Regions from separate parts of the Homo sapiens genome. Here region 1 is linked to region 2. Evidence: read pairs that join two places in POLR2A ChIA-PET (ENCODE). Cell type or tissue: OCI-LY7. All regions are shown on one strand. Links, peaks and the distances in the headings refer to the core of each region. The heading gives the core; the rest is flanking DNA. Region 1 overlaps RAB11A (RAB11A, member RAS oncogene family). Region 2 overlaps MEGF11 (multiple EGF like domains 11).

What was found. ChIA-PET counts read pairs that join two places held together with the same protein. Peaks named below come from ENCODE experiments on the same cell type or tissue, not always from the same donor. Only the 100,000 strongest peaks of a DNase experiment are listed, where the experiment ranks them.
Region 1: POLR2A ChIA-PET joins it to region 2 with 6 read pairs; 2 of 35 experiments call an interaction of 5 or more read pairs at or near these places.

What each region holds. Positions count from the first base shown.
Region 1 is chr15:65,874,472-65,881,011 of GRCh38, reverse strand. It overlaps RAB11A (RAB11A, member RAS oncogene family), which reads right to left. Exons shown (of 5, transcript NM_004663.5): 2 at 3,485-3,680; 3 at 3,057-3,250; 4 at 1,261-1,341. Among named protein-coding and RNA genes, the nearest start is that of RAB11A, 8.3 kb to the right of the region's middle. In OCI-LY7, for the core only: no CTCF peak of the experiment used is centred there; no DNase peak of the experiment used is centred there.
Region 2 is chr15:65,977,972-65,981,971 of GRCh38, reverse strand. It overlaps MEGF11 (multiple EGF like domains 11), which reads left to right. Exons shown (of 26, transcript NM_001385028.1): 7 at 1,074-1,194. Among named protein-coding and RNA genes, the nearest start is that of MIR4311, 60 kb to the left of the region's middle. RefSeq lists enhancers at 661-1,161, 1,162-1,662. In OCI-LY7, for the core only: CTCF peaks have their summits at 744 and 945 (motif pointing left); DNase peaks (open chromatin) are centred at 911 and 2,461; H3K4me3 peaks cover 167 bases.

The DNA of each region.
Region 1 (6,540 bases), core at 1-4,000, 100 kb after region 2:
AAGTAATTTACAGTATTCAAAATGGGTACTTTACAGGTACTCATTTTTGAAGTCTAGGGCAGTGACAGACCATTCTTTGCTAAGGGTTACTGAGACAAAAAACCTTTAGGTCACAAAAGTCAAGTCAAATCCTATCACAAGATTTTATAAATATAAGCCTTCTCTCAAAAAAGAAATAACAAAACTCCTCAAAATATATATGAATTTTATAGATGGAGAAATTAAGGCCTAAAAGGGTTAGGTAACTTGCCTAAGATTGTACAACTAACAGTAAGTGGAGGAGCCAGGACTAGAACCCAAGTCAGGCTTCCAAATCTTAACTCCTTGACTTTACGCTTACATTTTTACAGTAAAAGAAGATAACATGTTAAAGTTAAAATCTGTTAATCTCTAATACAGGGGCTGCATACAAACAATAAATCAAAACTTGTTACATTATAATTGGAAACTCAATCATATCTCTGTATAGACTTTTTAGAACAATGCCACGTAAAACTATACTATATATTAAGACCACATTTTAAATCATGAGTTCTTAAAAGTAACATACAATTTAAAAGTATTTAAAAACAACCCATCAAAGTACTAATTAGAAGATTAAGACTAATCTTACTAATAAATCTGGTTATTCTAATAGTTTCAGGATAAATATGAGTGAACACTTCTTATCTCAGAGGCTGACCTGGTCATTCACATTCCAAAACAGCATGAACTCCATCTCTTTCCAACTACTTTTTAAAACTTTTCTATATGCAATCATTGGCTGATTTTATCTACCAATTATCTCCCATGATACAATATAGAATACGCAAGGGATACCCTTCTTCTGTATCATGGGAGAATTTTATTTTGTCGCTATAATTTTTAAAAATGTTTTTTCCCTAGCTTTGCCTTTACTAAATTTAAAAAAGGGCATTTATATCTTTCTATAGCTGGGATCTCAATATTTACCTCATAAAAGTACATTTAAACATTACTTTGTGACCATGAAGAATGGAATACCTGGACTGAAGTAATAATGGAAGTGAATGAATTATTTTCAAAGTATTTTTCCCACTATAAATCAGATGAATTAGGACAACTGAAGCTCAGTGAGCAAGGGTTGTAGTTAATTTTGCACTCTAAACAGCTTTTGCTAGAGTAGCTCTCAAATGATAGTCACTCTCGGCTGATATATAGTTTAGTTACTGATTAGTTTGTTTAAATTACCTTCCTAAAACTTCTAGTCCTACTGGTGTAATCTGAAAATACAAGTCTTACCTGTTAAAATTGTCTGAAAAGCAGCTTCTACATTTGTAGAGTCTAGGGCCGAAGTTTCAATGAATGACAAACCATTCTTTTCTGAGGGGAGACACAAAAGTTCAGTCTTGTTAAGTTTTAAAACAAGGAATAGGATATACTCAAGCCCTCAAAAGGAAAAATAACAGAACTTTTTAAAACTTAAGACCTCCTCAACTTCTGGGACAGTAAGGGCACCATTCTGTTTACACTTTATTTATTTACTTACTTTATTTACTTCTTTATATAAGTAGAGATGCAGGTCTCACTAGGTTGCCCAGCCTGGTCTTGAACTCCTGGCCTCAAGAGTTTCTCCTGCCTCCATCTCCCAAAATGCTGAGATTACAGGCATGAGCCACCATGCCCGACCCTACTTACACTTTAATATTTACACTTTAATAGATTAAAAATAATAGCAAGAGAGCTGGGCATGGTGGCTCACTCCTGTAATCCCAGGACTTTGGCAGGCCAAGGCAGGCGGATTGCTTGAGCCCAGGAGTTCAAGACCAGCCTGGGCAACATGGCAAAACACTGGAGAGAGGTTTTGCTCTCTCTATATAAAGAATACTAAAAATTAGCTGAGCGTGGTGACACACACCAGCAGTCTCAGCTACTTAGGAGGCTGAGGTGGAAGATCACTAGAGCCCAGGAGGTCGAGGCTGCAGTGAGCCTTGACTGTGCCACTCCACTCCAGAATGGGTCACAGAGTGAGATCCTGGCTCCCAAAAAAAAAAAAAAAAAAAGTGAGAAATTGTCAATTGGCTCCTTAATTAAAATAAATACTTGTTATATCTAAGTACTACTCACTAGTGACGAATGACACCACTTAAAATGTGGTAAAAATGTATCAAGTGCCCAGTTATTTCCATCTCTTGCTATCCTCTCCATCAACTACATTGGCTATAGTATTCCGTATGTTGTAGCCATATTATTTACAATAAAGCTATTCTTGCATGGGAAATTTAAAAAACTGTTACAGAAAGTTATTCATAGCATAAGCATTAGTGCAAAGGCAAGACTTTCTCTCTTTTTTTGTTTGTTTTGTTTTGTTTTTTTGGGACGGAGTCTCGCTCTTTCGCCCAGGCCGGACTGCAGTGGCGCTATCTCGGCTCACTGCAAGCTCTGCTCCCGGGTTCACGCCATTCTCCTGCCTCAGCCTCCCGAGTAGCTGGGACTACAGGCGCCCGCCACCGCGCCCGGTTTTTTGTATTTTTAGTAGAGACGGGGTTTCACCATGTTAGCCAAGATGGTCTCAATCTCCTGACCTCATGATCCACTCACCTCAGCCTCCCAAAGTGCTGGGATTACAGGCATGAGCCACCACGCCCGGCCGCAAGACTTTCACTAGCCACAATGCACAATGTTGTCTTCTGGCATGCTGTCCCTACCAGAACAGGGGCAAGAGACACGTGAATTCTTTATGAAGCCAAAAAGTTACAGCTCCTAAGCAGCTGCATCCCTGTTGGTCCCTGACACTCCCTGAGCCTCTGCCTTTCACTCACATAGAGCTCACGTACAGCAGCCTTTGTAAACACAGAAACATAACAGAAAAAGAGACAGAATATACAATGTTTATATTCATTTTTTGGCAGCAAAATATTAGTGTTTTAATGACTCAAAGCAAAAAAGCTATACAGTCATCACAAACTTTCAAAACAATTCTTGCTAAGCATTCATGTTTACCTCTCTGAAACTATTATAACCTATTACTCTCATTGGAAGGTATCAAAACCACAAGACACAATGGTAAGAAATATCATGGAATTCCTATCACTAACCTGCAAAAGCTCTTGCTTCATCTGTAGGAACTGCCCTGAGATGACGTAGATCACTCTTATTGCCCACAAGCATGATAACAATGTTACTATCAGCATGATCTCTCAGTTCTTTCAGCCATCGCTCTACATTTTCATATGTGAGATGTTTAGCAATGTCATAAACCAATAAGGCACCTACAGCTCCACGATAATATCTGAAAACAGAAACATATTTAGTATCAGAAAACCACAAGATGGAAGCAAACACCAGGAAGAACTCAAAATATGGATCATGAGTTTTAAAAACATACTTATAAATAAATTTCTAAGGATTCCTAATACTAGAATTCTTAAAAGAAAAAAACAACAGTTCTTTTTCCAATACCAAAAGTCAGCTAATTCACTCGATGGCAACCCATTTCACAGAACTTAAAAACCATGAGACTTACGCTGATGTTATAGCTCGATATCGCTCTTGCCCTGCTGTGTCCCATATCTGTGCCTTTATTGTTTTTCCATCAACCTGGATGCTTCTTGTTGCAAACTCTACTCCAATGGTGCTCTTGCTTTCCAGATTAAACTCATTTCGAGTAAATCGAGACAGGAGATTACTCTTTCCAACACCAGAATCTCCAATAAGGACAACTGGAAAGACAAAGAATTCAATGTCAGATGAATGAGGCAAACATATTCAGAACACCACTATGCTTTCAACAGAATGAAGTTTGGCTTCAGAGTAAATAAAGCAAGAAAAATAAGGTATATGACTTTTAAAAAGGAATGGGGGTAGGGGGTTGAACAGCATGTTCTTGACCAGTTACCAATCAATAAAACCGATTTATTCTTTTCAACCTGTTTCTACCTGCATGACTTCCACATATCATCTGCTTAGCACAGATACGGTACCCTGTCTTAAACATGCAGTTTTAATCACAGATGCCCTTGGCATTGATGACAGGCATTAATTACCGTCAATGCTATGCCAATCTTACTACTTTAGAAGATAACAACTTCAAAGATAAATCCTAAACTAAATGAATAATTTATGATATTAAAATGTAATGTATCAGAAATGAAAACAACAAAGGCTGTTAGTGGGTAGGGAAGGACAAAATGAATATACTTCGTTTCATCAAAGACTGGGTGTGACCTCAGGACTGAGACCTAGGCAAAATGAAAAACATTTAACATATGAGGCATAGGGTTTATAAACATCACCATACAGATCACAGAAACTAAAATGACCTTTAATAGTTGCATTTATCAGATTGGTTCAAAGTTAGAGACCCCTCTGCCAAAAAAACCCAAGCCACTACAGATAAACAGGGGGTATTAGGAAACTAATAATTCTGACATACTGTGAGTCAAAACCAAAGCAAGTGCCGGGTGTGGTGGCTCACACCTGTAATCCCAGCATTTTGGAAGGCCAAGGTGGGCGGATTGCTTGACGCCAAGAGTTCGAGACTAGCCTGGCCAACATGGTGAAAACCCCATCTCTATAAAAATACAAAAATTAGCCAGGTGTGGTGGTGGGCGCATGTAATCCCAACTACTTGTGGGCCTGAGGCATGAGAATAGCTTGAACCCGGGAAGCAGAGGTTGCAGTGGGCCGAGATTGTGTCACTGCACTCCAGCCTGGGCGACACACTGAGACTCTGTCTTAAAAAAATAAATAAAATAAAATACAACAAAGCAAGGAGGGCATATACTTTCACTTATGACTCCATGATTTTTTTGAAAATAGGTCTTGATTAGATGAATTTGCTTCCTGTGATTTCTATAGGCAGCAGTTTATTTACTAACTAGATACATGGAGATTCTTTTTCACTCAAAGTGGTATTACGCTTAAGAATTTCAAAAACAATGGAGAAACAGGCAGTTAAGTTGTTTTAAAACATTTTCTATCTGAATTTAAAGTTCAAAATGAGTTCACACGTTTATAGAATCTGAGCTAGATATTTTTTCCTTTGTAAAAATTGGTATCAGCATTTCAGGAAACATTACATTCGTTCCTACTTTTGACTACTAAGACTTCTTCTTATCTAAACTAGCTAATTGATTTAGACATCAGGACTAGAAAATCAAACATACAAAAATAAGGCCAAGGAGTAAGACCATTCCTTACTAAAGAGACTGGGATGGTGGTACGAGTGGAAAGAATGGTAAAAACTGAGAGCTCACTGCATTCTGGTCAGAGGGCAAAGAGAGTCCATTATACATTCCCTCCTTGCCACAGGAGTGGATATAAGCTAGCCTCTGGACAGTCTTGGACAGAGTACATTATCAAATGCATATCTTTCTGGCTTTCTCAGTCAGCTGATTCAGCAAGAAATCATTCAGGAGGCAGTGAATCCAATGCAGCACAAAGAATGGTTATTTCTAACTAGAGAGTCAACTAGAGGGTGTCAAAGATGCTGTGGCAAACACATACATGCTTTTATTTGATATCAGAAGAAAATGTCAAAGTTATTAAAGTGATGTACAAAAGCAATGCACTTTCAATTTTATAGGATGGTTAGTTGATATACTAGTTTCCAAGGTCCACCATTCTGGATATGAAGTCAAATCTCAGTTTCAGTTAATAGTCTATTATTAATAGGATACATTCACTGTTGCCTCTTAGTACAAAAGGCTGGATGTTTGCTAAGGAAATGGCCTTTGAATCACTTATACAAAAAAAAAAATTTAAATACAAAAAAATACACAAAAAATACATGAATAAATACAAACAAAAAAATTAGACAGGCACGGTGGTGCATGCCTGTAGTCCCAACTACTCAGGAGGCTGAGGTGGGCAAATGGCTTGAGCCTGGGAGGCAGAGGTTGTGGTGAGCCTGGACTGTGCACCACTGTACTCTAGCCGGGGGAGTAGAGCCAGAACTTGTCTCAAAAAAAAAACTTCCAGCACTTTCTTTCTTTCTTTCTTTTTTTGAGACAGGGTCTCACTGTCGCCCAGGCTGGAGTGCCACGGCACAAGCAGAGCCCACTGCAGCCTAGACCTCCCAGGCTCAGAGGATCCTCCCACCTCAGCCTCCCTAGTAGCTGGAACTACAGGCACATGCCAACACGCTCAGCTAATTTTTTGTATTTTCTGTAGAGATGGGGTTTTGCCATGTTGCCCAGGCTGGGTCTCAAACTCCAGGGCTCAAAAGATCCACTCGCTTTGGCCTCCCAAAGTACTGGGATTACAGGTATGAGCCACCATGCCCGGCCAACTCCAGCACTTTCAAGTTTTGGTTTCCTCCCTTTTGACCTCCACTTTTAACTAATGATTATGTTCATTATCTCACCAATCTCAACTCCTTATACCATCATAAAGATAGCAAGGGAACTTTTCTCTTAATGTAACCAATTAATGTTAACACTACAAAAAAAAAGCACTCTAATCTGAAAATAACTCAAAATTCATGAATGTTTTAAAAAGTTATCTCAACTAGGCCGGGCGTGGTGGCTCACACCTGTAATCCCAGCACTTTGGAAGGCCAAGGAGGGTGGATCACCTGAG
Region 2 (4,000 bases), core at 1-4,000:
TGACTGGTCCTTCCTGAGACTGCCCGAGTGGGCACTCCCTAAAACCCTCCCAGGAGGCCCTTCCTGGCAGAGACAGCCCTTATCTTGAAAGTCTCTTCTGACCTTACCCAAATGATGCTGCTCACCTGGGGCCTTCCCTTCTAGGGCATTTGGGACAGAGAGAGGTGAGGGTCCTAGGCAGATACCATGTACAGATTTGGGAGGATTACTCTGCCTGTTCCTCTCCCCTACTTTCTCTCCCCAGACACCAAACAGCCCCTCATTCCAGTTCCCCAGAGAGTAGTATTGACAGGAGACCTACAAGACTGCTTAGCTGAGACCCCCTCAGAGGCAAGATTGAAGTTCTCCTCCCAACCCTGTAGCAGACTCTGTGGCCTCTCCAACAGCCTAGATCCTGAGGGGTGGCCAAGGACTCTGACCACAGAGACGTTGTTGATTGAGGGTGTTCCCTACCCCGATGTCTGGCCAGCTCCCAAGTCCTAGTGAGCTAGAGGCCAGGGCCATTGGATGAAGGCCCAAGACCAAGACCCCATGCAAATCCTGCCCCACCCTTCAACAGCACCCAGTCCCTGCAAATGAGCCTGTCATGGGAGCTGGGAGCCTTCCTGAGCCTGGAAGGAACGTGCTCCAGATTCTTCCCCTCTCTGAATCTAGGTGGATTCTTAAAGATGGGATCCATGAGCACTTCTCAGTGCCTTCATTAATGCAATGACTTTGGCCTGGCATGCCCTTCCTTCCATTCTCCTGGTTAAATTAACTTCACCTTTAAGGCCCAAGTAAAATGCCTTCCTCCTTGGGAAGCCTTCCTCAGCCTCCTCCCCAGAATACTCTTCTGTACACTAAGAACACTTAAGTCATCCCACAAGTATTGGCCCAAGCACCCTACATTCCAATGTATTCAGTCTGAGCCTTGCTTCCCCCTCCTGGCAGGGAGCAGGACTGCAGTTCAGCGGATGCTGTGCCTAATACAGATCCATTAACTGCGGAGGAATTCCTAGGGAACCCTGGAGCACTGGGGCCCTGCCACCTGATCTGAATGCTGCTGTGTCTAACACCTCTGCTTCTCCATGCAGCTGCGAGGAGCTGTGCCCTCCTGGGAGCCATGGAGCTCACTGTGAGCTGCGCTGCCCCTGTCAGAATGGGGGCACCTGCCACCACATCACTGGCGAGTGTGCCTGCCCCCCAGGCTGGACGGTAAGTGGGCCCAAAGGATCTGGGTGGGGCACTGGAGGGCTGAGCCTTCATCACTCACACATACCTTAAAAGGCTAAACTAGCCGGGCATGGTACTCGTGACTGTAATCCCAGCACTTTGGGAGGCCGAGGCCCGCAGATCACTTGAGGTCAGGAGTTTGAGACCAGCCTGGCCAACATGGCGAAACCCCATCTCTACTAAAAATACAAAAATTAGCCAGGCGTTGTGTCATACGTCTGTAATCTCAGCTACTCGGGAGGCTGAGGCACAAGAATAACTTGAACCAGGGGGCAGAGGTCACAGCCAAGATCAATTTGCTGCACTCCAGCCTGGGCAACAGAGTGAGACTCTGTCTCACAAAAAAAAAAAAAAAAAAAAAAAAGCTGAATTCTTCTCCCACTCTGAATACCCTCCCTCCTATTTATCGCCATAGGGCATCACTAAACGCTGCCAGTGGTGCCATGGACACAGCTTTGAATCCCAGGTCTGCCATCTCTAAGTGCTGTGTGGTCTGAAGCAAGTTACTCACCTCTCTGAGCCTGTGGTCTCTCGTGTGCAAAGAAATTGAATTCTTCTTGTAAGATTAGCTTTGTCTTTGGGTGTGAGCACCCACATGAGCTGCCACAGGCCCTGGGCCAGAGGTGGCAGAAAAGGCTGGGAAAGGAGGAGAAACAGCAGGTATGGATGACCTGAATTTATCTAACTTCGCCCCCTGCACTTGCACACACACACACATTCTGATTCTGTGGGCCCCAGAATCTGTATTTTAACAGGTACTATAGGTGATTCTGATGTAGCCTGAAGCAGCCCAGGTCTCATGTCTGGGAAAAACCACTGTGGGAAAGGAGGGTAAGATTTGTAACCTCATGGGCCTAAATTCAGGTCTCAAAGCCAATGTTGACCCTGAAAAAAGCCTCAATTACTCCCCTTCCCCCAAGTACAAAACTGATATAACAACAGTGAGCCCTGCCCTGCCCAGCTGCCATGGTTGGAGGCTGGCTCATGTGAGGCTGTGCATGTCCAAAGTCTTTTGCAAACTCTGAAGCCCTCTATGATAGCTTGATTTCTATCCCTGGGTGCCACAGACCCTCCACAAGCCTCCTTTTAGCCAACATACCCTGCCTGTCAGTGCCTGCCTCGCAGACCAAGCCCTTACAGGCAGTGAGTCAGCTGAAGCTGACCTTCCTGGGCTGCGTCCCTGCCTCTGACTCTCCAGTAACACGCTCCGTTTCAGGGGAAGCTCAGCGACACAGTCCACCACCTCCCCTGGGGCCTGAGGCTTTGCAAAGCCAGAGAGGAAAGGGCTGCTGAGCAGAAGCAGGATATTTTAGGAGGCTGCGAATGCAGAGGTCACAGGGACAGATGGGAGGACACCTGCAGGGCCCATCGATGCAGGCACAGTCTTGACAGAATTTTTTTAGGGCAGGAAAGGACCTTGGGGACCACTTGGTCCCACAGTATCCAAACCTGACTGCACCCCAGAGCTGACAAGGGGGTGGTGGGGGGTTAAAATACAGATTCCCAGGCTGCATCTGTGACCTCCTGGGACTGGGGGATCTCTATTTTTAATAAGCTCCCCAGATGGTTCTGAGGCAGCCAGTCCTGTCTGCAGGTCTTCATTTGGAAAGAACTGATCCAGACCATAGGACTTCCTTCTGTGTTTCACAGAACCCTAGGGTTTCTTGACGGAGAGTGGGGGCAGGAGCCTAATCGTTAGGACTCTGGTGCCCACCCCACCCCCACCTCTCCATTTTAATCTAGTTTCTATATTGAGGTGCTCTAGGTAAGATTTCACATAAAAACAGGGTTTCCCAGCTTTAAGAGATTTGAATCCCACTGGTCTGTCAATACCTTCCTTTCTCAGATGAAGAAGCTGAGGCTCAGAGAGGGTAAGGGACCTGTTCAAGTCCACACTGGTGGTTAGGAGTGAGGTGGAGCTAGAATCCAAGTCTTCTGACTCCCAGCCCTTGGTGTCTGTCTGTCCATCTGTCTGTCTCCTCTGAGGAAGAAAAAGGGACCGCCACCACCTTTTCTTCCACCCTGAACCAGTCTCTGGAAAGACCCTCTCATCTCCAACCAGCTTTCAGAAATCCACCCAGCAGGCTGGGTCCTCAGAGGCCCAGCTGCAGCAGAAAGGTTGGATCAGGATGTGGTGGGGAGAACAAGCACACAGCATCCCTTTGCCTGTAAAGGCCTCTCTGGAGACACTGCTGAGGCTCGGGTGGTTGAACAGGGGGAAGGTGAGAAGCAAACACATGGAGGGATTGTATTTCTCCCCAGCACAGCAAGAGGTTTGTTTTTCCAGATGACAGGAAACTGTCGATAGAAGCCTTTGGATTTGAGGACTTTATGTTTTTAATTTTATTGTAGACAATTGAATTTCTATTTTTGACATAGCATTTAACTTGCAGATTTGTATGAATCATTAATACCCCTTGTGCATGCAGAGTCACTGTATAATGAAGTTGCATTCATGCCTGAGGCTCCTCCCAGGGAGAGCTGGGACCAAGGAATGGATACTGGGGAGAAGGCTTCCCACTTTAGCATCTTCTGTTGCCTGACTTCCCAATGGCCCTATGTGACTTCAACCACACATTTTCCAACTCAGAGATATAGAGATTGCTTATTCACACCATGCACCTCCCCAAAGACCCAGGCCATTGTGTGGAACTGGAGAGAGGAGCTGCTAGGAACTCTGGCCCTCCAGGCCCCTCCTCAGAGATTCCTGGCCACCAGGCCCTAAGCATGCCCACAGGATATTCCGCTAGCCCAACATGAAGCCTGTTTCAGGAGGGGTCTTTGCAAA